Regions from separate parts of the Homo sapiens genome. Here region 1 is linked to region 2. The links are chromatin loops, found by intact Hi-C in ENCODE. Cell type or tissue: Caco-2. All regions are shown on one strand. Each heading gives the region's core, and the rest is flanking DNA. Links, peaks and the distances in the headings are about the cores only.

Region 1 (13,342 bases), core at 4,428-12,427, 92 kb before region 2:
TATTGAGTTGTAAGAGTTCTTCATATATTCTGGATACAAGTCCCTTATTAGATGTATGGTTTGCAGATGTCTTTTCCCGTTCTGTGGGTTCTATTTTTGCTTTCTCAATAGCATCATTTGCAGTGCAAAAGTTTTTGGTTTTGATATAGAGCAATAATCTTTTATTTTCTTTCATTGCTTGTGCTTTTGGTGTCGTATGTAAGATGTCCTTGCTTAATCTAAAGTCATGAAGATTTACTCCTATATTTTCTGCCAGGAGTTTTATAGTTTTAACGTTTCCATTTGGGTCTATGATCCATTTTTAGTTAATGTGTGTGTATGATGTAACATAGGGGTCCTTGTCATTCTTTTGTGTGTGGCCATCCAGTTGTTCCTGTATCTTTTGTTGAAAAGAATATTCTTTCTTTATTGAATTGTCTTGGCACCCTTGTTGAAAAACAGTTGACTATAAATCTAAGAGTTTATTACTGGACACTCAATTCTATTCCCTTGACCTATATGTTTATCCTTATGCCGGTACAACACTATCTGTTGTAGTGTATGCAACTACAAACACTACCTTTACGGTAAGTTTCACAGTCAAGAACAATGACTCCTCCAACTTTTTTTTTCAAGATTATTTTTACTATTCTAGGTCCTTTGCATTTCCATATAAATTTTAAGACTAGTTTGTCAATTTCTGGAAAAAGCTACCTGGGATTTTGCTAGGAATTATGTTGACTCTATAGATCAATCTGGAGAGTATTGCCATTTTAACAGCAACAAATCCAAAACAATGGGATGTCTTTCCATTTATTTAGATTGCCTTTAATTTCTTTTAACAATATTTTATAGTTTTCATTATACAAATTTTTGTACTTCTTTTGATAAATTTATATCTAAATATTTTATTCTTTTTGATGCTACTTTAAATGGAACTGTTTTCTTAATTTTATTTTTAGAATCCTTGTTCATTGCAAAAGAATAAAAATAGAATTGACTTTTGTACATTGATCTTTCATCCTGCAATCTTACTCAACTCATCTCTTATTTCTAATAGTTTTTAGTAGATTTTATTAGGATTTTGTGTCTATAAAGTCATATCATCTGATAATTTACTTCTTCCTTTTTAATCTGGATTTTTTTCTCTCTACTTGTTTCTTTCTTTTGTTCTTTTTTCCCCTGACTGCCTCCAGTCCATTGTTACATAGAAGTGGTGAGAGCAGACATCCTTATCTTGTTTCTGATCTTAGAAGGAAAGCATTCCTTCCTTCACCCTTAAATATGATGTTAGCTGCAGGCTTTTTGTAACATTCCTGTCTAGAACACTGAATAAGTTTGCCCCTATTGCTCACCAGCATTCTTCTGTTTTCTGAAGCTGGATGTGCTCGTAGCGTGTTAGTAAATGTATAACAACTGGTTCTTCAAAACATTTTTTGTTGCATTTGGGGATTTCTGTGGTGTAAATACTCCCACCATGGTTTAATCAAGCTACAAACCTGACATCACTGAATACAGAGTTGGGAAGAGATACTCAGTATCACATCAGTATATAGTATTTCCACTACACAGATACAATAAACATATATAATTTTAAGAACATAAATGGACTGGGTTCCCCTCTATTTCTAGTTTGTTGAAAAGTTTTTGTCATGAAAGGGTGTTGGATTTCTGTGAAACCCTTTTTATATCTATTAGGCTTTATTCTACCAATATAGTTCATTGTATTAATTGAGCCCTCACAATGGCTTTCTGCTTCTACATTTGCTACTACATGAGTTGCTTATTTGTAGAAAACCCTGTATAATAGCATATTTTGCTAAGGAATCGAAGAGGGAAGTTAGAGGCTGAACTTTAGTTGAAAAGTGTGTTCCAGCCGGGTGCCGTGGCTCACGCTTGTAATCCTAGCACTTTGGGAAACTGTGGTGGGCGGATCATCTGACGTCAGGAGTTCGAGACCATCCTGGCCAACATGGTGAAACCCCATCTCTACTAAAAATACAAAAATTAGCCAGGCGTGGTGATACACGTCTGTAGTCCCAGCTACTCGGGAGGCTGAGGCCAAGAAGAGTGGCTTGAACCTGGGAGATGGAGGTTGCAGTGAGCCAAGATTGTGCCACTGCACTCCAGCCTGGGCAACAGAGTGAGGCTATGCCTCAAAAAATAAAATAAAATAAATGTGTTTTGGGGGGAAAGAGAGAAAGCAGAAACAGGAAACTGATGATGTCCACTTCAATGATGAAGGGAAAGTAATTGGAATCTGTACAGAAAAGAGCCAGAGGGACGGTCAAGTGGGTACATAGACTTTAAGAGGCATTTTTCACAAAGTCATCATTGTTATAGTCATTAAAAATAAACTCTGAAATTACAATCAACTATTTTATCAATAATGATAATAAGTACTCAAAACTCATCACTGCCTAATTAGTTTGCTACATTTTACTGCTACTTATGCTCTTAAAAATATGTATGCTCATTGTATCTGTGTAGTGGAAATACTGTATACTGATGTGATATTTAATATCTCTTCCCAACTCTGTACTCAGTGATGTCAGGTTTGTATCTTGATTAAGTTATTGTGGGAGTATTTACATCATAGAAATCAGCAACTGTAACAAAAAAATTTTCTGAAGAGCCAACTGTTACACATTTACTAGTGCACCACCACTAGCACACTCAGATTAAGAAAACAGAAGTGGGATGGGTGCTGTGGCTCACCCCTGTAATCCCATCACTTTGGGAGGCTGACGTAGGTGGATCGCCTGATGTCAGGAGTTCCAGACCAGCCTGGCCAGCAGGGTGTAACCTTGTCTCTACTAAAAATACAAAAATTAGTCAATCATGGTGGTACGCACCTGTAATCCCAGCTACTTGGGAGGCTGAGGCAGGAGAATTGCCTGAACCCAGGAGGTGGAGGTTACAGTGAGCCAAGATTGCGTCATTGCACTCCAGCCTGGGCAATAGAGGGAGACTCAGTGTCAAAAAAGGAAGGAAGGAAGGAAGGAAGGAAGGAAGGAAGGAAGGAAGGAAGGAAGGAAGGAAGGAAGGAAGGAAGGAAAGAAAAAGAAAGAAAGAAAGAAAGAAAGAAAGAAAGAAAGAAAGAAAGAAAGAAAGAAAGAAAGAAAGAAAGAAAATAAAAGAGGGATGCAGGTGAGCAATAGGAAAACATTATATAATTTTCTAGACAGGCATGTTAAAGAGAAATATATAGCTCTTTCCTACTGTTTTTCCCTGGGAAGGATTAAGAATAAGATAAATTCAATTCACGAAAGGTTTACTGAAGGCAACTTCCTGTGTGTTCAGCACTGTGGTAGAAATCCAGCATAAATGCTTAGAATGATTTATGCAAAGGGTGCCTCTTTGTGGAGATGGAATTAAATGATCCACAGAAGTTTCTTTTATTTCAAAGAATCTATTCATCTATAAAGAAATGCATAATACAAGGCCTAGTAGCCAAGATAATTGTTTTTCTCCAGACTGTTGAATTGCAACATCATTTTCTTCTATTTACATTTAAAGCATTCGGGTCATTCAACGTTTGAGCTCCTTCTAAGATTTATATAAACAGATTTTTGAAATGCAGATAATTGTTATTTGATGTAGCTCTTCCTTATTGCTTTAAAAATGACTTAGAGAACTCAAATAAATTAATCTGGAGTAATCTTCTTTTTAGTGATCCAAAGCAATTGTCTTTCAATAAACCCTGTGCTTATAAGAGCTGCATAATCCAGTCGGTGTCCCTGTCTCCTCTTGCTTTTGCCTGAGCTACTGATGTGTATAGCAGGACACAGGAAGAGAATCACAGTCATCTTAAAAAAAATTATTCCCTTCATTTTAATCTGTCATCTTTGCTGAACAATATCATTTTAAGAGCTTAATCTTGAAAACAGAGCCACATTTAATTTTTATTTTATTAGAAAAATTCTTTCTGTCTACACAACCACAAATAGTGTTTAGAGATCCCAAATTAAATCTGCTGTTGATGTGAAGTGGCCAAGCTCGTGGTGGTGTTGATAGGCACTCAACAGCACTGGGGCATCCATAAAAATATTCATGGGGCTTCCTCTTCCAACCACATGAAGCCAGAATGGACATGAAACTTCTTCCCATTTCAAATATGGGAATGCTGAATCTAGTAGAGAAAAAAATAAATTTTAAAAAATAAGCATGGATGGGTGCAGTCATTCACATCTGTAATCCTAGCACTTTGGGAGACCTAGGCAGGTGGATTGCTTGAGGTTAGGAGTTCAAGACCAGCCTGGGCAACATAGCAAGATCCTGTCTCTACAAAAAATTTTAAAATGTGCCTGTGGTTCCAAGTACCTGGGAGGCTGAGATGGGAGGATTGCTGGAGCCCAGTAATTTGAGGCTGCAGTGAGCTATAATCGCACCAGTGCACTTCCAGCTGGGTAACAGAGTGAGAGAAGAAAGAAAAGAAAAGAAAAGAAAAGAAAGAGAGAAAGAAGAAGGGAGGGAGGGAAGGAAGGAAGGATGGAAGGAAGGAAGGGAGAGAAGAAAGAAGGAAGGAAGGCAGGAAGGGAAGGAAGGAAGGAAGGGAAAGAGGGAGGGAGGGAGGAAGGAAGGAAGGAAAAGAAAGAAGAAGAGAAAGAAAGGAAGGGAGAAAAGTTCGACTATGCAGTTTATCTCACAAGAAAGAAAATGCCAGACACAAGGAACAATCGGAGAGTGGGAGTGTCAACCTTGCACGATCTTGCTATAGCATCCTGGGGAATGAGAATGGTATTAGATGAAGTTATAGGTCAAACAGCCAGACTTGGATGTTAACACCCACAGAAAGACAAGATATGAGGCTGTGGGTCCAAGTGTTAAGACCTTGGTATAAATTGGGGGTTTCTAAAGGTTATAATGTCGGTTAAGAGGTGATAAAAAGTTCCTCCCACCAGCCAGGGTAACGACAAAGAGGCTTCTTCCATCAAAGGATCTGGAAAGAAAACAAAATATCTTTCATTAGGAATAAAAATGCCAAGCCAGAGCCACATGTGAGTCTAGAATTTATACTGTCCTCGTGCTGTAAGACGCTTCAAGGCAAGAAACTCACAAAACTGTAATGGATTAAGAACTACCCCAGAAGAAATAAGCACACAGCTCTTTTGGAGAAACAGCTTCACAATGCATGAAATGTGGGGTTGCCACAGAAAAAACAATCTCCAACAAAGGAAGGATTTTTTTAAGCAAACAAACAAAAAAAAGCACAGACCATGAATTGAAATACTTTTTAAAATCCACTACATAAAAATTAACATGTGAAAGACATTATGGAGTAAAAGGAAAAGGGAGATCTTTCACTGAGAGAAGATATTTTCATGTGCTTAGCTTGTAGTATATTAAAATCTGAATATGTAAAGAAACACCACAGATAAAGAAGAAAAATACAAAAACCCAATTAGAAAGACAAAGGTTATTGTAGGGGCCATGGTAAGTTGCATACCTAATGTCCTTTCTCTCATCTTCCCTGCAACTTTGAATCAGATTTGATTATGGTAACAGTGAACATACTCCTGGATAAGAGTCTTGCTTTTCCAGTCTTTCTTAGGTCCAAGGGTAGCCATGTGGCATGGCATAGGTCTGGCTAATGAGACACAAAGAAAGAATCTGCTGAGGGGGCTTATAGGAAAATCATTTCTCTCCGGATAGAAAGGGGGGGGGTGGATCTTACTAGAGCCATGCCTCCCTCTGCCTTGAAGGCTAATGTGATATCTAAAATGATCATGTAGACACAGGCAAGAGAGAAAGGCCCAGAGATGGCCAGAGGCAGAGGGTCTGCCATCAATGAGCCATTGACACAGAAGTGCTAAGTGGATTTAACATTTGAAAATCAATCAGTGTAATCCACCATATTAACATATTGAAAAAGAAAAACAATACAAACATGTCAACAAATGCAGAAAAACCATTTGATGATAAAAAAAGAATTAATAAACAGATTTATTAACTGGTCAGTCAGACTCATTGAAGGTGGAAAAACTCAGACTGTTTTTCCTCTGCTCACACCACAACAATCAACCAGAAGACTTCCGTGACTGAAGGGCCATGGAGTTTCCTACACACACAAAGCAAGCAATCAGTTCTGCAGCAGACACCAACTGGGTGTCCTCCAATTCAATTCTGACTCTATCTACCTGGAGATAGCATCAAATCCTGCAGGCTGAGGGCTCAGTCTCTCACACTACCCCCTCTTCAGACACCAATCACAAGTCTGGGCCTCCAGAACTTCTAACTGGTTAGCTTCAAGTTGGGCTTCCTACAACCCTTTCTTCAGGTTTGATAATTTACCAGAGTGGCTCACAGAACTCAGGGAAACACTTATGTTTACTGGTTTATTATAAATGATATTAAGGCCGGTCGCATGCCTATAATCCCAGCACTTTGGGAGGCCAAGGCAGGCAGATCACATGACGTCAGGAGCTCAAGACCAGCCTGGACAATGTGGTGAAACCCCATCTCTACTAAAAATACAAAATTAACCGGATGTGGTGGCGCACGGCTGTTATCCCAGCTACTTGGGAGGCTGAGACAGGAGAATTGCTTGAACCTGGGAGGCAGAGGTTGCAGTGAGCCGAGATCACGCCATTGCACTCCAGCCTGGGGCATAAGAGTGAAACTCCATCTCTAAATAAACAATATTACAAGGTAACAGATAAAGAGACACATACGGTGAGGTATGTGGGATAGGTGCAGAGCTCCCATCCCCTCCCCAAGCATGGCACCCTCCAGGAACGTCCACGTGTTCAGCTATCCAGAAGTTCTTCAAATCCTATTCTCTTGGGTTTTTATGGATGCTTCATTTTGTAGGCATGATTGATTACATCACTGGCCATGCTTCTCTGCCTTACCCGGAGTTTGAGGAGTAGGGCTGGAAGTCCCAACCCTGTAATCCTGCCTTAGAGGTCATAGGCCCAATTGTTTCTCATATATATGTCTTTGCAGTGACCAGGCCCCATTTTGAAGCTGCCTAAGGGCTGCCAACCATCAGTCAACTCATTGGGATACAAACAGACGTCACTTAAGCGAGTCTAAGGATTTTAGGAGTTCTATGCCAGGAAACGGGGATTGAAGACTAAATATATATTTTATCTGGCCTGTTGCTCAGGCTGGTCTCAAACTCCTGGCCTCCAGGGGTCCTCCTGTCTCAGTCTCCCAAAGTGCTGAGACTACAGGTGTGAGCCACCACTCCCACTCACCCTGTATCTTTTAATATGGTATTTTACATTAATTGATTTTCAGATGTTAAACAACGTTGCATTGCTGGTAGATACTCCCACTTGATCGTAGTGTAATGCTTATTATTATTATTTGTTGCTGGATTAAGTGCGTTAATATTTTTAAAGACTTTTTATGTGTATGTTCACAAGTGATATTGATCTGTGGCTTTCTGTACTTGCAATATTTTTCTTTTGGCTTTGTTATTACGGTAATACTGGCCTCATGAAATGAGTTGGGATGTGTTCCTTGCTCCTTGACTGTGGCAGAAGAACAGGCAAGTTTCTAAACTGTTTGGATGCAGAGCCTTTGACTCTGAAGGTAGGAGGTAGAATTTTATCACAATGCACGCGCTACCTTCCCAACTGAGCCTGGCCTCAGGACTTGGACCTTAGGTTAGGGGTTCTATGCTTGACACATACTAGTAGTGATTGATAGGGACAGGATGTTTATGTTCTGAAGTTTTTGTATAATCCTTTTTATTTTTCCTCCTTAAATATTTGAAGATCTTCACTAGTAAATCCATCTGAGCCTGGGTTTTTCTTTTCTTTCTTTTTTTTTTTTTTTTTTTTTTTTGAGGTTGAGTTTTGCTCTTGTTGCCTAGGCTGGAGTGCAATGATGCAATCTCAGCTCACTGCAACCTCCGCCTCCTGGGTTCAAGCAATTCTCCTGTCTCAGCCTCCTGAGTAGCTGGGATTACAGGTGCTTGCCACCAGGCCCAGCTAATTTTTGTATTTTTAGTAGAGATGGGGTTTCACCATGTTGGCCAGGCTGGTCTCGAACTCCTGACCTTAGGTGATCCTCCCACCTTGGCCTCCCAAAGTGCTGGAATTACAGGCATGAGCCACTGTGCTCGGCCAGGTTTTTATTTATGGGGCAATTTAATCACCAATTAAAACTCCTTACTTGATTTTCTATTTCTTCTTGAAACAGTTTCAGTTATGTCTTTCTAGGAATTTGTCCATTCCATTATGGTTCTTGGGTTTGTTTGCATGCAATTGTTTATAATATCTTTCTAATCCATTCAATTTCTTTAGTCTGAGTGATGTTCCCTATTCTGTTTCTAATTTTGGAATTGGTGTCTTCTCTCTTTTCTTCTTAATCAGTCTACCTAGTGGTTTATCAATTCTGTTGATCTTTCCAAAGAATGAATTTTTTATTTCATTGATGTTTCTGTATTGGTCTTTTTAAAAATTGACTTTTTTCTGGTCTGATTTTCATTATTGCCTTTTTTCTTTTTCTACTTACTCTTGCTTTAATTCACTCCTTTTTCTAGGGTTTTGGTTTTTTATGTTTTGTTTTAGTCTGGACACTACAATGAAGCAGGATATTTCCCTGACCTCTCTGTGGGTGGGAACTGGAGTGCACGGGCACTGGAACTAGCCACTACTTCAGCACCGACAGGGCAAACTCCACTTGCTTGAACCTGCTGCGTTCCACCCCTCGTGGGAGGGGGACTTCAGGTGAGCAGGTGCTGGAGCCAGGACGAGCACTTGTGGGCTCTGGCAGGAGCAAAACTCTATGCGGGCCTGCCTCAACATCTGCAAGGGGTACCCATGACCCCTGAAGCCCCAGAGGGAGTGTTACAGTACTCCTTTAGCTCTGCTGTCCACGGGCAGCCTAAGTGTTAACAGCTCAGTCAACCTTCTGCCTTTTCGCCTGAGGCAGCTGCCTCCTGCCAGCGAGGGCAAAGGGTCAGTGTGACAGCCTTTTACATCCACACTCGTGACACCCAAGCTCTTGTCCAGCGTCCAGGAAAAATAAGGTCACATGAACAAATTGAAGGATGGTAAATGTCAGGGATTTATTGCCGATGGAAGTGGCTCTCAGCAGGAAGGGGATCTGAAAAAGGGACAGAGTGGGAAGGTAATCTCCTGATGTCCAGCCTTCTCCGGCCAGATTCTTCCCTAAAGTTACACTATCAAGCTGTCCCTCTGAAGTCAAGCTGCTTCTCTCTGATGTTCAGCCATAGTCTCTGATATCCAGTGGCTTCTCCTCTCTCTGCTGGCTGAGCCTGGGGTTTTTATAGACACAGGATGGGATGGGGTAGGGGTATGGGTGGTTTTGGAAAAGGCAACATTTGATGGGGAAAACAGGGATGTAAGTTCTCACTTTGGGCAGTGGTTTCAGGCTTTTTGGCTTGAAGGTGGGACCCTTGCTGAGCACTCACCATCTTCTGTCCAGAATTTCCCTGCATCCTGTCCCTATCAATCACTACTAGTATGTGTCAAGCATAGAACCCCTAACTTAAGGTCCAAGTCCTGAGGCCAGGCTCAGTTGCGAGGGTAGCATGTGCATTGTGATAAAATCCTACCTCCTGCCTTCAGAGTCAAAGGCTCTGCATCCAAACAGTTTAGAATCTTTCCTATTCTTCTGCCACAGTCAAAAGAGGATCCACAGCCCCGTGTGGCCCTCTCCCTTCTGTGCTCACAACCCTTCAAGGCACCCTGCTGCGGAGTTAAGCACAACTTTTTTTCCTGACCTTGGGCAGCTGGCAGCTCCCCACCCCATGCCCTCACAGAAGCCTAGGGCTTCCCTCTCCAGGATCAGGCATTCCTTCCATCCCCCACCCTCCTAAATTTAGGACAGGGATGCTTTAGTGCCACTGTCTCTCTTCCGGGACTGACCACACTTCATTCCAAATAGGAAAAGATAGAGGGGAAAAAAGGGAGGGGCGGGAGACCTGGATGCTGGAGAGTTACCCCCTACAAGCTGCCCTCAGGGACCAGGTGCCCAATGCCCCACGGACTGCAGTGAACCCAGAGGGAGCCCTCAGTGCCCAGAGGGAGCCCTCAGACCCCTGCTTTGCTTGCCCCCTGGGCTCCATGCCCTTGATTCTCAGGCCAGAGAGGAAAGGGTCCCTTCCCTCTCACTCTGGCAGCTGGTGGAGGGTAGGATGCAGCACTGAGCCCTTTTTCTAGCTTCTTGATGAGGAAGCTTGTTATTCTTTTTTAAAACTTTCTTTTTTCAAATATAGGAGTTTAAACCTATAAATTTCCCCCTAAGCACTGATGGCATCCTATAAATTTTGAAATGTGGTACTTTCATTTTCATTCAATTTGAGATATTTTTAATTTTGTTTGTGATTCCTTCTTTGATCCATGAATACTTGGAAACTGGTAGTTTAGTTTCCAAATGTGTAACCGTTTTCCATATTTATTTCTCTTGTTGATTGCTAATTTAATTTTTAGTCACAGAACATTTGCATTATTGTAAGCCCTTTACATTTTTTGAAACTTGCTTGATAAGCTAAAAAAAAAAGATCTCCCCAAAGGTATTCATTTCCTAATCCCTGAAACCTGTGAATGTGACACTATATGGAAATAGGGTCTTTGTAGGTGTGATTAAATTAAGGATCTCAAGATTTAAGTCATGCAGCCACAAGCCAAGGAATGCTGCCAGCCTCCAGAAGCCAGAATTTGCCAGGAAGGGATCATCCTCTAGAGCCTCTGCAGGAAGTGCAGCCCTGCTGACTTCTGGATTTCAGCCCAGTAATACTGATTTCAGACTGGAAGTTTGGAATTCTGGAGTCCAGACTTGGGAGAGGATACATTTCTGTTGTTTTAGGCCACCACATTTGTGGCAACTGGTTACAACAGCCACAGGAAACTAATGCAACTCGTTTCATGGCTTAGAATAGGGTCTAGGGTCTATTCTGTAGCACAGCGGTCCCCAACTTTTTTGGCACCGGGGACCAGTTTCATGGAAGACAATTTTCCCACAAACGGGTGGAGTGGGTGTTGTGGGATAGAGGTGGTGGATGGTTTCAGGATGAAACTATTCCACCTCAGATCATCACATATTAGGTTCTCATAAGGAACACACAACCTAGATCCCTCACATATGCCGTTCACAATAGGGTTCGTGCTCCCACGAGAATCTAATGCCACCACTCATCTGACAGGAGGTGGAGCTCAGGCAGTAATGCACACCCGCCGCTTACCTCCTGCGGTGCAGCCTGGTTCCTAACAGGCCACAGACTGGGACTGGTTCCTGCCAGGGGTTGGAAATCACTGCTGTAGGATGTTCCTTGAAGTCCAGGAAAGAATGTGCATTCTGTTTTGGGGTAGCGTGTTCCATATATGTCCCTTAGGTCAAGTTGGTTGATAGTGTTGTTCAAGTCTTCTATACCCTTCTTGACTTTATGAATTGCTGTTCTATCAATATTTGAAAGACTATAATTAAAATCTCCGACTTTATTTCTGCTCTCAATTCTATCAGTCCTTGCTTCATGTATTTTGAGACCCAGTGTTAGGTGCATTTACATTTATAATTGCTATATCTTTCTGATATGTTTACCCTCTTATAATTGTGAAATGCCTTCTCTTCTCTTGTGATTTTTCTTCTTTCAAAATCAGTTTCATCTGATATTAGTATAGCTAATCCAGCTCTCTTTGCCTACTGTCTGCCTAGTGTACATTGTGTCATCCTTTTATTATCTACCTACTTGTTTCTATGAATCTAAAATGTGTCTCTTATAGATAGCCTATAGTTGCATGGTTTCAGGGTGAAACTATTCCACCTCAGATGGAAGTCTGTGACATCTGCAAAAGATGTCCTAGGAGAGAAAGTGGGAGAGAGAGAGAGGGCATAGATTCAATTGTTTCTCATACAGACATGTCTGTAATTTCCACAATTACTGCCCTACCCTGCAATTCAGTTGGTTTCCCAACATCCAGCAGTTCTCCTGCTTAGCTTCTCCAGTGAATAATACTCATCTCATCTATAGGGGCAGTGGTTGGAGGACCTGGAGGAGTGACTTGCCTGAGTGTGGAGGGTGAAGGTGTTCTAGAGTCTGACTGTTCCACAGTCTCCAGCCAGCCCTCATTAATCCAGCTGACCACTGTATGTACTGCCTCAAATTCCTGAGCATTTCACAAGTTCTGCAAGGCAGAACACTCTCTTCCCATTAGCCTCAATCTCTACAGGCACCATGGATTGTAAATTTCTTCCCCCTTCTAAACCAGTTGTATCATCTGATTTTTCTCTCCCAAAAATCTGTTGAAATTCCTTTTTTTCCCCATCATCTTCTGCACATTGCTTCCACCTCATGATCAAAACGACTGCTCAAATTCTGGCTACTACATCTGCATTTCATTCAGCAGGAAAGAGAGGGAAATAAGAAGGACATTCCATCCTCTTAAAGACTCTTCCTGGAAGTTACTTGCAACATTCTGCTACCTTCTCCTTGACCAAGTCCTACCCACATGGCCACACTAAACGCAGTGGAGGCTGAGAAATGTGGTCTTCATTCAAGACAGCATGTGTCTAACTAAAAGTTGTGAGTCTATAGCCAAAGGAAAAGGGAAGACAGAGATTGGTGGACGTTTCTGTCACACTCAAGACAATACAATGTTTCAAAAAAAAAAAAATTAAACAAGCTCATAAAAAGAATGGCTGTTCATTGAAATTACCCACATTAGGCCATCTCAGGTGAGTAGCAACTAATAGTGCCTATTAAGTATCTAATAAATATTTGTCAGGTATTTATTTGTCTGAATGGATGAACCTGAATCAACCATCAGCCTGAGAGAGGGGTGGCTTTCTGTTTACTATGACCCACGACAGGTGACAACATCCATTTTTTTCTTTTACTGAGTTTATCAACAAACAGAAAACCTCAACCTGCTTCTGACATCATATGCCAGCTTTGCATCTTGCTACTATATTATACCTGGTCTTAAACCTCCAGGCACACTAACCGGTGCCAAGTAGAAAGACTGGAGAGAACAAAGAGAAAAATCAGGAAACAGCAAGAAGTCTTTGACTCACATGTACCAACAAAGCCTCTCCCAACACAGAGAAATGGTGATAACGTAATCACAGGCATGCTAGCCATTGTTCCAGTGGACTTGAAGCCAAAGCCGGGATTAAATAAATGGCTGGCATTTTTCAAAGAACCAGAGGCAGCACTGTTTAAAAGAGCTGACAGCTGTGAGATAGAGTATTCTTATTACAGAGGCTTAGCGGGGAGACTTAAAGTAAACCTTTCCACCAGCAGAGCACTCTCAAATGGGAGAAAAAGTAGAAAAGCTCCCTCTATGAGAGCAGAAAAATGCACGAGGATATAGGCATGGTTCTGGGGCTGTCATAAAGATGTGAGAAGACCTTAGTAAAATATCTTCAATGTTATTAAAACCTT
Region 2 (16,808 bases), core at 4,326-12,325:
GAGGCTTGGGGGAAAGGGAAATGAGGAGATATTGGTCCAAGGGTACAAAGTTTTAGTTACACAAGATGAATAAGTTCTGGAGATCTAATACACAGCAATGAAACTATAATTAACAAGAGCTTATTGTATACCTGAAATTTGCTAAGAAAGTACATCTTTAGTGCTCTCAACACCAGAAAAAGCAGTAACTATCTGAGGTGATTGATATGTTGATTAGTTTGAGATGCTTAATTTCACAATATACATGTATCAAATCATCAAATTATGCACCTTAAATATATATAATCTTTAATGGTCAAATATACATTAATTTAAGATATTAGTAAAAAATAAAGACAAAAATCGTGTTATTTGAAGGCAATTAAAAGAGAAAACTATTTTTAAAAACCGAAATGAGTCTAGATTGATGACGAGAATTCATGAACATGAAAAAAAAGTGGCACAATATATTTCAAGTACTGAAAAAAAAGAATAGTTTTTTTCCTAATAGATTTTTTTCTATAAGATTCTAATAACTTATATCCAGCAAAATATCCTTCAGGAAAGAAAGTGAAATAAAGATAGTCTCAGATGAAAGAAAACTTTTTAAAATATTCAGCCAACAGACTTGCTATAAAACAATAATTGCTAAAGACAGTTCTACAGAGAGAAAATAAATAATAGTCCGGGTGCAGTGGTTCATGCCTATAATCCCAGCACTTTGGGAGACCAAGGCAAGAGTATCACCTGAGGTCAGGAGTTCGAGACCAGCCTGACCAACATGGAGAAACCCCGTCTCTACTAAAAATACAAAATTAGCTGGGCATGGTGGCGCATGCCTGTAATCCCAGCCACTCAGGAGGCTGAAGCAGAAGAATCACTTGAACCTGGGAGGCAGAGGTTGCAGTGAGCTGAGATCTGCCATTGCACTCCAGCCTGAGCAACAGGAGTGAAACTCTGTCTCAAAAAATAAATAAATAAATAATAAAAGAAAACTTGGAAAATCAGAAATAAAAAACAATGAAAAGGTAAGCATTTTGTTTTAAAAAAATAGATTGTTTTTATTCTCTTAAAATTTCAAACACATGTTTGAAGGTAGAAAGCAAAAAATATAATACTGTCTGATATGGGACTTAATGTATATAGAGGTAATATTTAGACATGTCATAAGAAGGGAGGTGGATAAAGGGACCCAAATGGTGGTAAGGTTCTACATTTCAACAGCTATTCAACAGCCTATACAGGATAAAAGTAAAAGGGTAGAAAATATACAACTTGCAAATACTGATAGAAAGAAAGCAGGAGTGTCTGTATTAATGTCTGACCAAGTAGCCTTCAGACCAATAAAAGTTACCAAGGATAAAGAGGGGCATTACATAATGATAAAAGGGTTACTTCACCAAAAAAATATGACAATCTAAATGTGTCTGCACCAAACAACATGAAGCCAAAACTGAACGATCTGAAAAGAGAAATGGAAAAATCCTCAGTTGTTATCAGGGACTTCAGTGTCTCCTAATAGATACAAGATCTAGGCAGAAAAGAATCAAGGCTATCGAAGAACTGAATAACCATCAACCAATGAAATCCAATTAACATTTATAAAACACTTCACCCAACATAAGCAGGATACACACGATTTTCACATACCAATATTATAGATAACATCCTGATCCATAAAATAAAATTTAACTAACTTAAAAGCATCTAAACAATACAAAGTATGTTCTCTGAACATAATGGAATTGAGCTAGAAATGAGTAACATAAAGATAACAGGAAAATCTCTGAGCACTTGGAAATTAAATGACACATTTCTGAATAATCCATGGTTCTGAGAGAAAGTTGCAAGGGAAATTGAAAAATACATTGAACTGAATGAAGATAAAATAACAACATAAAATAAAATCTGTAGGATACAGCTAAAGCAATGCCTAGAAGGAAGTTTATAATACTAAATGCTTATATTAGAAAAGAACAAAGTTCTCAATTAGCAATCTAAGCTTTCACCTCAAGAAACCAGAAAAAGATGAGCAAAATAAATCCTAAGCAAGTAGAAGAAAGTAAATAATGCAGATAGAACAGAAATGAATAAAATTGAAAACAAAAAAATAATGGAGAACATTGAGCTAAAAGCACCTATTCATGATAAACTCTCAGCAAACTAGGAATGGAAGGGAATTTCCTTAATATGATGAAGTGCACACATACACACACACATGAAACCTACAGCTAACATAATACTTAATGGTAAAAGATTGAATACTCACCTCCTAAGATTAGGAATTAGGCAAGGTGTGCACTCCTGCCACTCTGTGACAGTTAATACTAAGTGTCAACTTGATTGGATTGAAGAATACAAAGTGTTGATCCTGGGTGTGTCTGTGAGGGTGTTGCCAAAAGAGATTAACATTTGAGTCAGTGGGCTGGGGAAGGCAGATCCACCCTTAATCTGGTGGGCACAATCTAATCAGCTACCAGTGAATATAAAGCAGGTAGAAACACGTGAAAAGTAAAGACTGGCCTAGCCTCCCAGCCTACATCTTTCTCCCATGCTGGGTGCTTCCTGCCCTCAAACTTCAGACTCTGAGTTCTTCAGTTTTGGGACTCGGACTGGCTCTCCTAGCTCCTAAGCTTGCAGACAGCCTGTTGTGGGACCTTGTGATCGTGTAAGTTAATACTTAATAAACTCTCTCTCTCTCTTTCTCTCTCTACACACACACACACACACACACACACACACACACACACACACACACATATATATATATCCTATTAGTTCTGTCCCTCTAAAGAACCCTAATACACACTCCTATATTCGACACAATACTGGAAGTCCTAGCTAGTGAAATAAGTCAAGAAAATGAAATAGGCTGGGCATGGTGGCTCATGCCTGTAATCCCAGCACTTTGGGAGGCCAAGGCAGGTGGATCACTTTAGGTCAGGAGTTCAAGATCAGTCTGGACAACATGGCAAAATCATGTTTCTACTAAAAATACAAAAAAAAACATTTGCTGGGCATGGTGGCAGGCACCTGTAATCCTCGGGAGGTCGAGGCAGGAGAATCGCTTGAACCCGGGAGGCAGAGGTTGGAGTGAGCCAAAATCACACCACTGTACTCCAGCCTGGGCAACAAGAGCAAAACTCCATCTCATAATAAATAAATAAATAACCCAGTCTCAGGTATTTCTTTACAGCAATGCAAGAACAGAATAATATAGAAATTCTCCCAGCAACAATGTATTTCAACATGCAGGCAGTATCGCCTTCCACAGATGCTCACACCAGCCTGAGTGGCCAGGATTCTTACAGGGGATCAGTCCTGTAGACATGCATGGCCCAAGTGACTGGCCTTAGTTAGTCTCCAGCTCCTCCAGGGGTCAAGTTGATACTGCATGGCCCAAGGCCCCCACCATAAATCACATTGTTAGCATAAGTTATCTGGAGTGGCCCAAGATGGGCAGGTATACAAGCACATTCTTATCAGGAAGGTTATTCTAAGGGTTTAGAGCTTTTCTCCCAGGAGCCAGCCAAGGGCCAGCCCTTCCTCTGGAATGTGCAAGGTTTAAAAATCCCAAGACTGTGGAGTTAACCCTTTACTGCATGACATGTGATAAAATCTTACAGAAATATATACCAATAATGTTAATAATAATAATTTTAAAAAGAGTGCATGTAATATCTTATGAAGTCCAAATAAAGTCTGCAGTTTAGTTAACAGTGCCATACCAATGTAATTTTCCTGTTTTTGGTGATGGAGGATTGTTCCGTGGTTATTATGTAAGATATTACTAAAGAAAGCTATAAATGCACTCTGTAGTATTTTTGCAACTTCTTGTGAATATAAAATTATTTCAAAATAAAAACGTTTTTAAAAAAGTAAATGACAGGCAAGCCAGATGAGGCAAGGGAGGAGAATGAAGATGTGAAGGACTCTGATCACCAAATACTCTGTGAATTGCAGGCACTGCTCCAGGTACAAGAGGTAGAGCAGCACACTGAGCTCATTCTAGTGGATAAGGCAGACCAATGAATAAGAAAGCAGTAAGCACTGGAACAGAGGAAACAAGCAGAAACAGTGATTCATGTGACAAAAAGGCCAGGAGAGCTGGAGGCGCTGCTCCGGGTAGGTCTGCGGGAGCCCCTTAGGGACTCCAAAGTGAGAGGGAGGCACTTGTTAGAAGAGCAGGGGAGGCCAGGTGCGGTGGCGCCTGTAATCCCAGCACTCTGGGAGGCTGAGGCGGGTGGATCACCTAAGGTCAGGAGTTTAAGACCAGCCTGGCTGACATGGTGAAACCCCATCTCTACTAAAAATACAAAAAGTAGCTGGGCATAGTGGTACAGTCCTGTAATCCCGGCTACTCTAGAGGGCTGAGGCAGGAGAATCACTTGAATCTGGGAGGCGGAGGGAGGTTGCAGTGAGCCAAGATCGCAACATTGCAGTCCAGCCTGGGTGCCAGAGCAAGACTCTGTCTCAAAAAAAAAAAAAAAAGAGCAGGGGAAACAGCAAGAGATAAAGGCCCAGAGATGGAAAAGGGCTTTTCACACATGGGGAAGAGAACATCAGCTGTGACAGAGCTTGGAAGAGGAACACGGGCTGAGACTAGGTCAGGGAGTTGGCCAACCTCAGACTTCCCAGGGCTTTTCAGGCCTTGGAAAAGGATTCGGATTTTCATGTGAATTTGAGTGACTGCAAAAAATGGAAGAGTTTTCCACCAGAGCATGATGTAGTCTGATTTCTATTTTTAAAAAATAATAATTCCTTTAAGAAGAACAGGTTGGAGAAGGAATGGAATGGAAGTAGGTCAATCCATCAGGAGGCTCTTAGCCAGGCTGATGAGAGGTGTCAGAGGCTTGAGCAGGCTGGTAATAATGGGGAGAAGTGAAGGATTCACACTAAATTATAGGGGCAAAATACACTTTTAAGGAGATGGTGCCTGAGGATGAACTTGTGGCAAGCTCTGGGCAGGGGAGGAGGGAGTGAGGACATCAGAGGCTCCGTGTCCAAAGTCTTTTGTCGGAGATGGGAGATAGAGAATGGGGTGGTGGGCTGATGGGAAAAATCAAAAAAGAGGGAGGACGGATGATCCAGGAAACAGAAGGAGACATAAGGGAGAGAAGATGGGAGCTGGGGCTCAGAAGACAGAGACTGAGGCAGAGTGAGGATTTGACTCCAGAAGACAACGGGGTTTTTCCTAGGGCACGTTTATTTCTCAGTGAAAGGTGAGGTCAGTTGACTCCGGTGGGGTGGTGAGGGGGTGGAGCTAGACAGGAATTTTAAGCTAGAACAAAATATAAACTCCAATGCTCTCAGAGTCTGAGATGAGAAAGCAAAGTTCCTGGAGGAGACGCTGCTGGCCAGTGGTGAGTGCAGATATGCAGAAGGAAGGTGAGGGGCCTTGCCAGAAGCAGGGCCAGCTATTCCCACTAGACGATGCCTTGCTTTCTTGAATTGCAGGGAAGCAGAAATGCATCACACCATGAAGCAAAGGCTAATCAAGGAGGTTTGCTGTACTTTTTCAGCTACTCCTCACAGCGCTAAGGGCTGTGGAGACACTGCCCTCTGTGTGCCTCCGTGCCTGAGCATGAGCTTTATCACTAGCCGAAGCCTTCCCGACAGGCTGGCATCACTCACCTGGATGCAGGGCAGATGCTGAGGGGTCTGTTTTCCCTTCATCAGTTTTTCCCTCCCAGCATCAATTTCTCCTTTTCTAGTATCAATTTCCCCTTCCCATTATCAATTTCCCTTTCCCATTGTCAATTTTCCCTTCCTAACATCAGTAACCCTTTTCCAATGTCAATCTTTCCTCTTTCCTTTCTTTCTTTCTTTTTTTCTTTATTTTTTTCTTTTTTTTTATTTTTTTCTAGATGGAGTCTCGCTCTGTCACCCGGGATGCAGTGCAGTGGCGCGATCTCAGCTCACTGCAAGCTCCGCCTCCCAGGTTCATGCCATTCTCCTGCCTCGGCCTCCCGAGCAGCTGGGACTACAGGCACCCGCCACCACATCTGGCTAATTTTTTGTATTTTTAGTACAGATGGGGTTTCACCGTGTTAGCCGGGATGGTCTCGATCTCCTGACCTCGTGATCCGCCCACCTTGGCCTCCCAGTGTGCTGGGATTACAGGCATGAGCCACTGCACCCAGCCTCCTCCTTCCTTTCTAACAGAGCCTCGGTTTGGTGCAGGAGTACTTTTCTTTCTTATGTCCATCCTCTGCAAGAGAGCATGGTCTTGTCCCCAACTCAGGCTGTTTGGTCCTGGAGCTCGGGAACCTACCCCACTGTTGGTACCCAGGGTCACTTCACCCCTGTGGCAGTGACATCCCCTCTACAAGGTCCCCAGTCAGACACCAAAACCACAGCCACGTCCCACCCAGCAGCACAGGGGCCCCCATCCCCTCTGCTGGGACTGCCCCCCGGCCACCCAACTTGTTCATCTCTGTTTTCCATCTAGGTCAGTGCAGAGAGTGGAGTGTGGGGTCAGGGCACAGCCCAAGAGGCCACTTCTCACTCATGTCTTAGCCTCTTCCACTGCCTTTCTTCTCTGAGATGTTGGTCCCTGGGTTCTTCCCTCCTCCATCTCCTTGTTTTCCTGCAATACTTGGACACTGGAAGAAGTGGTTTTTCCTTCCCCAGCAAAGATCCTCTAAGGTTTGGCTGAGGTTGGCCTACTCATGGGGAGTGTGGCACCGTGGACAGGACTGTTCAGATCCCAGCCTTGCACTTACTTTGTACCATTGGGAAAACCTCCTCACAGCTCGTCTCAATGGTAAACTGGGAAAGAAAATATCCCCAGTATTCCTTTGAGAACTAAACAAATTCATGTCCAATATAGTCAGCTAGACATCAGCAGTCCAAGAATTTAGCTTCTTCATCTACCTGTTTCAACAGACGCTCTTCAAAACCTGAAGTTTCCCCATCCCAGGAGTGAACTGAGTGCTGGAATGTCAGGGAAGATCTCATACTCATGGATGGGTGAGGTCTTTTGTTTTCCCTTCATGTCTCACTTACTCAAACCCATTCAGATGACTGCCTGTTAGCAGGACAACCATAGAATGTGGTGTTCAAACCCAGCCCCCTTGAGCAGGGCCTAACAAAATCTAGGGACTGTCAATCCCATCATCCCTCTAATCTTGGCAAAAACTCCATTGTGTTCCAGCATCAGGAGATGAGAACTAAGTTCTCTGCACACAAGGCACTCATGTCCATGCAAGCTGGGACTCTCAGTATTTGTGGAAAGAAAAGTCATTTCCAAACCCTCCCAATCAATAAACAAATAGCATATACTGGATATGAAAACCAGGTGAGATGAGGAAGCCAATAGGTTGGATGGCACCGGACTCCACACAGCTGCTGGGGGCGGCCCCTCCCTCTCCACATCACAGAGGGCCAGGCAAATGAGCTCAGGGAATAGTGAGCAGATGACACACTGCCCCTGAGTGACGGCGGGATAACAGCAGAGCAACAAAGTCCCAGAGGATTTCAAAATGTCAGTGGCTTTCTAAGCCTCACAAGATACACACGCTGTGCCAAAATCACTCGGCAAGGCTGAGGCCTCTGCTTATGCAGCTGATGAGGCAGTGTGAGGGTGCCCAGCTTCATGAGTGCAGATGCTATCTCTCCCGACAAGAGCAGGGCTGCTGCATCCAAAGCAGAATTAATTAGTCATAGAGAGAAAAGCCCACTGGTAATTAGAGAACCCTTCTCCCCACTAACCAGACAGCACCCATTCTACCCACAGTCATACCACAAGTACCTCTTCATCTCACGACCGCTCCTTCTCAGTCTTGAACTTGTTAGGACCCAGGGGCCCATTTCACAGAGGGCATCCAATGGCAGCAATTCCCAATCCAGGATCCTACTGCCATTGGTAGGAGATAAGGCCGCATTAGAAATATATAGCTAGGCCGGGCATGGTGGCTTATGCCTGTAATCCCAGCACTTTGAGGGCCAAGGCGGGCGGATCACCTGAGGTCAGGAGTTGGAGACCAGTCTGGCCAACATGGCACAACCCTGTCTCCACTAAAAATATACAAAAATTAGCTGGCCGTGGTGGCATGCGCCTGTAACCCCAGCTACTCAGAAGGGTGAGGCAGGAGAATCGCTTAAACCTAGGAGGCAGAGGTTACAGTGAGCCGAGATGGCACCATTGCACTCCAGCCTGGGTGACAAGAGCAAAACTCTGTCTAAAAATAATAATAATAATCATAGAAATATATAACTAGCTCCTCGCGCCCACCAGTTCACAGCATCTTGCTTAGGATGGGTCTAAAGTGTGCTGGACCATGGAAATAGTAACTAGCTCCTCATGCCCACCAGTTCACAGCGCATAGCTTAGGACAGGGCTGAAGTGTGCTGGACCACAGAGACCCCTCTTTTTAGACTTTACTGCTAAAGTCCTGAGAGAGGCATTTTGGAAAAGCAGTCTATGGCCTATGGAGGCAGAGTGACATGGTTCTTCCTGCAGGTGGTGTTCTGTCAAGAAAAGCTGAGCTGCTCAGAGAAACTTTCCCAGTTGAAGCTTTCTAAAGCTTTGCCCCTCTGTTAATAGGCAAATCCCCCACATGACAAATCCACTGTTGCTCTTGGCTAACCCTCTGTGAATTCATGCCCTAAAAGAAGCAGGTTATAAAAGGGAGGGAGACAGAACAAGGGAGGGATGCCACTGAGGTGGGGAGGTAGTAACCAGAGACTGCAGGAAACACCACCAGTGCCATACTCCTGATCCGACTCCAGAGGGAGTGTGCGGACCACTGGCCACACCAGCTGCCACATCATACACATACTTAATAGTTTGTCTGAGTTTAGCAGAGGGACACTAAAAAGTTTATTGTCTCATTCAGATGAAATGTTCTTAGTTGACATTCCAAATAAACAAGAAGTGCCCAGCTTAGCGGTAAGTCCCTCATGGTGTAACAGATGCCTTTATAATTTAATTCCTGTGCATTCAGTGACTATTCATATGCATTAGATGAGAATTGTTTGGCTCCAGTAACACTATGCAATGTCTCTTTGTCAACAAACAGAAAGAGGTGTGCAAGTCTGCCAAAAGTTTATGTACTCTTCATTAATGCCTGTGAACCAAAGTCCTACTGAATCTGCGTAGGTTAGAATGAGACAGCTTTGTTATTAGTTACAAAGCAACCGAGGCCTACCTGTCTGTTGCAATCAGAGGGCAGAAAATAAAGGCTCAAGTACACATTGCAGGCCCTCCATGAAATAAATGGTCTGATTTCTCATGTCATCTTGTGGGATAAAGCCTGCATAATATCACAGAACAGTTCTACCCTGGTACTTTGCAGTGAAGACTTAGCCAAAGAGCAAAGCATAGCAAATTGAATGGGTCAGAGAAACACACAGTGAAAAATCTCCATACATCTGTTCAACACATTTGGATTTTTATACCATTTCCTCCCAAATTAGCTTTTGAATGCTCTAGACCCCAAAGCTGTTTCTCTGCCTGGGCCACAAAATTCAAATCTACTGACTTTGCGCCAATGTGTGTGTTCTCTAAATGGCTGAGAGAATCAATCACTCAACCCCAATTTGAACCACAGTCCTTGATGTGAACCAGCCTTAAAAGTTACTCCATCTGTTAACCATTTATTTGGAAAACATAACTAGAATTGTGTTTTTTAATTGCTGTATCAATCACTATTTTTGCAGAACAGTTTCCATATATTCTAACCAAACCCACAATTTTTAGATGTTCTAACACAACAATTTCTCTAAACTAGGGAAATGCTCTAATGGTTCGATTGTGCAAACCACCAAATACCTTATCCCCAAACTTTAGACAAGTATAAGAATTATAGATGAGTTATGATCTAATATGATATATTATCATATATTTCATATTATACACAATTTAGTATATTATTATTTTTATAAATATAGCATGTGTGATATATTACATGTTAGATGTCATATGTTATATTATGTATGACAGGTTGGGCAAACTTTATCTTAAAGGGGGAGATAGTAAATATTTCAGCCTTGCAGGACATATGGCCTATGTTGCAACTACTGAACTCTGCCATCGTAGCAAAAGCAGCCATAAACAATATGTAAATGAATGAGTATAGCTGTGTGGCAATAAAAGTTTATTTACAAAAACATGTAGTGGGCCCATGAGTCATAGTTTGTCAATCTCTGATATATTTTATATATTATATATTTCTAAATATGGTTGTATACTAAATACTAGAAATGTTTCATATATGTGGACTGGATGTCCCAGTAACAGAGCTTAGATTCACTCTATGGGCAGCAGGAACTTCCAGGAGGCATTTGACATGGTGAAGAAAACACTACAGTGATACGATGCATCACTGAAATGTTCCAACATTAACACTGAATTTAAATGCATTTAAAATGAGTGTTGAAATGCTGGATAAACCTGTTTCACTCATGTTAGAAACTAGCAGGCACTTTGTCCTGAGTTTTGGAGTGCGCCACATTCCTCTCCTGTCTCCTGCCGCTGTCTTGGTCCCAGGTCCCAAACACACTTCAAGCAGAATTTGTGCATACATTGCCTCCTTTGATGGATTCCTCAGGAACTCAAATGGTAAATGCTTTCTTAGTCCCCTGTGTAATATCCTTGACATTTAGTGGAAACTTTTTACTTCTACTTCTTCTCCATCATGTATTTTTGACGAATTGACTTGAAGCGGCATTCCTTGATTTTGAGTTGCATTTTCTCACAGTGGAGTTCCCAGGGCCTTCCTACTCCTCCAAGATTTCTCACATGGACCACGCCTTGGAGATTTGCAAGCCTCTGGTAGTTCTCCTGTGGAGCTTTATGGTCCTTACCTAATTGCCAAATTTCTTGGTGAGGTTACTCCTGGTTTAACATTGACTCTTATATCCCAAGTGAAGAAAATGTATGTGTGTGTGTGTGTGTGTGTGTGTGTGTGTGTGTGTGTGTAAAAGAGAAGTGAAATGTCACTTCTCTATTAGGTGGGAAAGAAGGGGGAAGTGAGGAAAGATTGCAAAAGTGGAAAAGAAGAAAAGATTCTGGGAAACCTTTTGAAATGACCGATCGGGTACGCTGTACACTATTTGGGGGATGAGTACGCTAGAAGCCCAGACTCCACTACTATACAATTCACCCATGTAACCAAAAACCTCTTGCACAACTAAAGCTATTGAAATAAAAAGGAATTGAAAGCAAAATGTTAAAATAAATTAATTAAATTTAACTAAGCTTAATGAATGATTGGAAGCTTTGAAGAATGGTGAGTACTCACGATGACAGGTTGGAGTCCGAGAATACCTTGAACTGCAGGATGAACAGTAGATATTACAAAGGAAAGTATAAGAGGAATAAACATGAAGTCCTCTACTTGAATCCAAGAAATGAACAGCATGTACAAAACAAGACACATGAAGACTAGGAGGTGGGGCTTAGTGAACCGTAAACTCATTCAATAGCTTCTCACAAAGCTAATGTGGCCATAGGTGTATTAAAAAGTTGCCATATATAGAACAAAGGTGGTCATAGTTCTTCCACGTGTGTATTCTCCAGCTCTCATTGCCTGGGATGAACCTGTCCGTAGGGTTCCAGGTATCCAGGGGTTTCTCATCCAAGGAGATGATGGCGATGCCCAAACTCACTACCAAGCAGAGGGAAGACAGAAGTCCACATGTAAGAGAGTAAGTGCAGGATCCAGTGGTGCCCAAACCCGTGGCCAAAATACAGTGAAGCACTGAAGGTAGAACAAAAGCCAAGGAGCAAGTGGAGGTTAGGATGCCGTGACTGCCTGCTCTCTGTTTGGGTATTTCAGTCTGCCAGGGTCTGGGGCTGGAGACCCAAGGATGAACACATGCTCTACTTTGAAGGTTTAGACCATACTGGAGCACCATGGCTGTGGGCAGGAAGCATGTTGTAAAGGACGGACTGGGATGTCTCTCAAGCAAAGCAACTAGAATGGGAGGGGTCTAAAACCCTCGTCACTGTGTGGGGGACACACAGGCTGGGGGTCATGGCCTGAAAAGAGGAGCACAAAGGAAGGCATGGGGGGTGCGTGAGGGTTGTCGCTAAATTTGTGAAGAGATATCTCTAGAGGAGGGATTTGGCTCTGTTTCATAAGTTACCAACAGAAGCTACACAAACACATATTTGAAATAAAGAATGCATAGTTGATGGATGAGAATCAAGCAGAAGCAATTTCAATGCAAGGAGGTGTCTTTTATCATGGGCTGCAATGTGTGGACCACAGACGTTTCCCATCTCCAGATGGCTTGAGCAGAGATGAGAAAGACATTTGAGCCCTGTCCTAACTCTGCTATAAGTAGCTGCAAGACTGTGGCCACAACACTCAAAAACCCCTGTCCTAATGAACGTTCTGCTCACTGTGAATGACATATCCGAGAGCACTGCATGAACTTCAAAATGCTATCAGGTCAGGCATTACCACGTGGCTATGGAATAACAGAAAAGGGTTAAACTGTACTAGCTTTCGGGATTCTATGATGCACAAGACAGAGCAAAGTTAAACTGCAGTCCCACACAGGTAGAATTACCACGAATTTTAAGACATGGAATCTAAATAATCCCTGTTTCTTTTCTACTTCCCAAAAATGAATCCCCTGGGTGCAATCACTCCTGTTATGAAGAGGATTTACCATGCTGGGGAGTCAACGCTAAGACTCACAAAAAGACAAACAGTAAAGAGTTCCTGGGCTGCCCCATCGACTATGCCAAAAGGTAGTCCCAAAGGTTTCAGCAGGTCCCAGAGTCATCCTCCACACTCTCACCTCACCCTCACGCTCAGTCTTTGTGTTCGCGTCTCTGATCCCTCTCCACCCCATCCCAAAGGCACCAAAGGGTGGTTTGGTCTGGAAAGCCCTGGCCAAGTTGTGCAATTGACTAATGCCTCATATTCCTCCTCTCGAAGAGGATGTAAACACCTCTGCCCCACCCACCTCCCTGGCTTGCTGGAGGGATTACAAGATTCAATATAAGTAAAGCTGTTTCAAAAAGTGTAAAAGCCTTTTGCATTTTAGCAACTACTAAGGACTTCTAAGTCCCATATATCCATGTCCCTGGACTAATGAGCACTTCCCAAACATTGCCTTCTAATTCCCAAGTCTCCTATTAAAATGTTCTTACTCCATTAGACACAAGAGGAAATAGATTCTGTCCCAAAACTTGTAAATGGCACCAGGATTTAAATATGGTTCTGTTTCACTCCAAAAACCTATGCTCTTCCCCTCTTCCCCACCTCTTGGACTGCCTTCCTGATTATCAGCATCACCTTTGGAGAAAGCAGAGAAGGATCTTTGGGGAAAGATGGAAGAACAGATGAAGCTGCAACCCTCGGATATTTCTGTATCCCTCCTGTATCTTCAACCTCATGTATCTTCAACCCTCTTGCGTCTTCAAGGAATCCAGGAAAGAAACTGAGGGGTAGGCAGTGTGAACTAGCACATGAACTGCGGTGAAAGACACACACACACTCCCCTTCAAGCTGAAGCCAGGCTGGGTGTCAGAATGGTAAAACATCATCCTGACAGTTGTAAAATGCTGGAAGCGTTTAATTACACTGATGTGTATCTGCTGGAAGTCTTCCCAGAGATTCACGCACTCCATCAGCATTCTACCGCCAAATTAATCAACAGATTGTTATCAAGACACAAATCTGCTTGCAAAGATATTTTTGTGGAGTTTAATTCCACAAAGAAAACACTGCTGCTTGTTAACGTAAAAAAGAAAGACATAAAATACTAAGAAAAAATCGCATGCTTGGCGGTCCCCAGAACCATTTGAAAAGAAGATTAATAATTTGAATGATGTGTGAAATCTGAAATTTAGAGACTAGGGTCTCTCAAGAATGAGCATATTTTAGATTCTTTTTATGGCTTGCCATGGAAAGTCTGAAGCTGATGCAACACAGACCCTTGAAGACCTTTACTAGGTCCATCGTGTCGCTTTATTTTATTTTTTTATTTTTTTTAATTTTTTTTTGAGACAGAGTCTCGCTCTGTCACCCAGGCTGGAGTGCAGTGGCACGATCTCAGCTCACTGAAAGCTCCATCTCCCGGGTTCACACCATTCTCCTGCCTCAGCCTCCCGAGTAGCTGGGACTACAGACACCCACCACCACGCCCGGCTAATTTTTTGAATTTTTAGTAGAGATGGGGTTTCACTGTGTTAGCCACGATGGTCTTGATCTCCTGACCTCATGATCCACCCGCCTCGGCCCCCCAAAGTGCTGAGATTACAGGCATGAGCCACCGCGCTCGGCCTCGTGTTGCTTTAGGGACAAAGCATTCCAAGTGCCACCATTTTGTATGGCATCTTTGTGAAACAGTGGAAACAAGGCGGAAGTTCTAGCAGGCTGTTGGTGTCTTGGAGAAATTGTTGTTACATTATACTCTGGGCACCTCCTTCTTTCCTCCTTCTTTCCTTGTCCCCAACCAAGGAAGACACAAGCAGTTACTCCCATTGACTACAACAGCTGAACAAGCACACTCTCCCATTGATGGTGTCTGTCTGATCACTGCCCTTCATACACCAGGGAGATGATCACGCCCTGCTGCCAGGTCCTGCGGTCCCACTTCCTGGCCATGTTGTCTCTTAAACCACCTGAAGAGGTTTAGTTCCTTTGGAAATATCAGTAACCGCTCAACAGTGCTGTGTCATAGAGTCACAAAACAGGAAGGTAAGTCTAGGTCTATGCTGATGTGTAGATCCCTGTGTTGGCCTAATTCATATTTTCTTCTTTTTTATTTCCAGTGTTACTTACTTTATTTCAATAGTGGTTTTTCCCTTGTCAAATTATCTTTAACTGGAGACCTTTATTTTTTTTTTACATGGAGTCTCGCTCTTGTCACCCCAGGCTGGAGTGCAATGGCATGATCTCGGCTCACTGCAACCTCCGCCTCCCAGGTTCAAGCGATTCTCCTGCCTCAGCCTCCCAAGTAGCTGGGATTACAGGCGTCCACCACCATGTCTGGCTAATTTTTGTATTTTTTTAGTAGAGATGGAGTTTTACTGTTCTGGCCAGGCTGGTCTTGAACCCCTGACCTCAGGTGATCCACCCATCTCGGCCTCCCAAAGTGCTGGGATTACAGGCCAGAGCCACCACCTGGAGACTTTTAACCCACATCTAACATCTAAGGCCAGTTTTCACTTTAAACTTTGTATACCATTCCCTTTTTTTTTTTTAGATGGAGTCTGGCTCTGTCACCCAGGCTAGAGTGCAGTGGCATGATCTCGACTCACTGCAACCTCCACCTCCCAGGTTCAAGCAATTCTCTGCCTCAGCCTTCTGAGTAGCTGGGATTACAGGCACCCACCACCACGCCCAGCTAATTTTTTTGTTTTTTTAGTAGAGACACAGTTTCACCATCTTGGCCAGACTGGTCTTGAACTCCTGACCTCGTGATCCACCTGCCTCAGCCTCCCAAAGTGCTGGGATTATAGGCGTGAGCCACTGCGCCCGGTCTCATTTCACATTTTAAGCAATATTTTTACATCACTTTAATAAAGTTTAAAAGTATATTAAAGAAAATAAATAATCTTTCCCAAATTCCCCATCCCACAGTTCTCTCTAGAAAGATTTATTATTTATTCTGGATCCTTTTGTAAAGGGATTCTATGATTACATAAGTATGCGTAAATATGTGTGTGTGTGTGTGTGTGTGTGTGTGTGTACATAGGTGTATCTATATATATAGACACACACCCATGTACAATTGCTAATATATGATAGAAGCTTAAATTGCATCCTCATGCTTTAAAATTCAAGTTTCACTTAAACTGATACCCCCTGCATTTGCAAGTATTTATGGTATATGTAGTTTTGTTCCACAATTCTTAAAATCTGCACAATAATTCTAATAAATGGAGACAACACATTGTATGTACCAATTAACTGTTGAGTGAAAGAGTCTATAGTGGTTTTAACTTTGGAAAATTAGAAACAGTGCTGCAAATAACTTCCTCTTCCAGATATGCTGACACCCTTGCCCAAATAATTTTATGAGATAAATTTCTAAAATTTAAACTACTGGATCCAAGGGTCATGATGTTTAAATTTTTCTAGCTATTGCCAAATTGTCATCCAAATAGCGACGCTACCCACGAACTTTCTATGAGTGCCCATTTCCTCACATCCTCAGAACACTAGGTATAGTGAGTTATTTTAAATCATTGCCACTGTGATAAATGTTTTATGATGTCTTAGTATATTCATTTGGATTTCATTAATTATTGGTAACATTGAGCTTCTTTGGCATTTTAATTTTTTTCTCTGTTCATTCCTTTGGTCTGTTTTTCTATTATCTATTTTCTTTCTCATTAGGTATTTTATGTATTATTCATTACTGTGTCCCAAATATATCCTCAAAATTTGTCATAGGTCTTGCTTTATTTATAGTATAGCTTCCAGAATCACAAAGTATTATTTCTAAATATCAGCTCTGTTATCCTTCTCCTTCAGGCTTCCGAATTCTATATCATGCTTAGAAAGACTCCTTCCACCTGGATATTATGAAAATAATATATGTTTTCTGCCACTGATAATTAGGATTTTAGTTATTGAAACCTTCTGGAATTTATGTGAGTGACTTGACATATTTATGAATTTATACATGTGACTAACTTGTTTTGTTTTGGCTTGCCTATTTTCTCAATTAAATAATCCATACTTTTAGATTTGAAATGCCACTACTATTATATGTGAAATTTCCATATTTAATTGTTTGAACTTTGGACTCTGTTCCACTGATACACTGGTCTCTGCTATTACCACATTGCTTTAATTTTTGTAACTTTATATTATGTTAGGGTTGGTGCTCTTAAAAATATAATTATAGATGATAAG

What was found. Peaks named below come from ENCODE experiments on the same cell type or tissue, not always from the same donor. Only the 100,000 strongest peaks of a DNase experiment are listed, where the experiment ranks them.
Region 1: a loop joins it to region 2, with 3.0 times the contacts of the local background. A loop is called at or near these places in 1 of 110 quality-filtered maps.

Annotation. Positions count from the first base shown.
Region 1 is chr9:91,559,219-91,572,560 of GRCh38, forward strand. No RefSeq gene overlaps it. Among named protein-coding and RNA genes, the nearest start is that of MIR3910-1, 70 kb to the right of the region's middle. RefSeq lists an enhancer at 12,717-13,253. In Caco-2, for the core only: no CTCF peak of the experiment used is centred there; a DNase peak (open chromatin) is centred at 8,883.
Region 2 is chr9:91,651,317-91,668,124 of GRCh38, forward strand. No RefSeq gene overlaps it. Among named protein-coding and RNA genes, the nearest start is that of MIR3910-2, 23 kb to the left of the region's middle. In Caco-2, for the core only: a CTCF peak has its summit at 8,697; no DNase peak of the experiment used is centred there.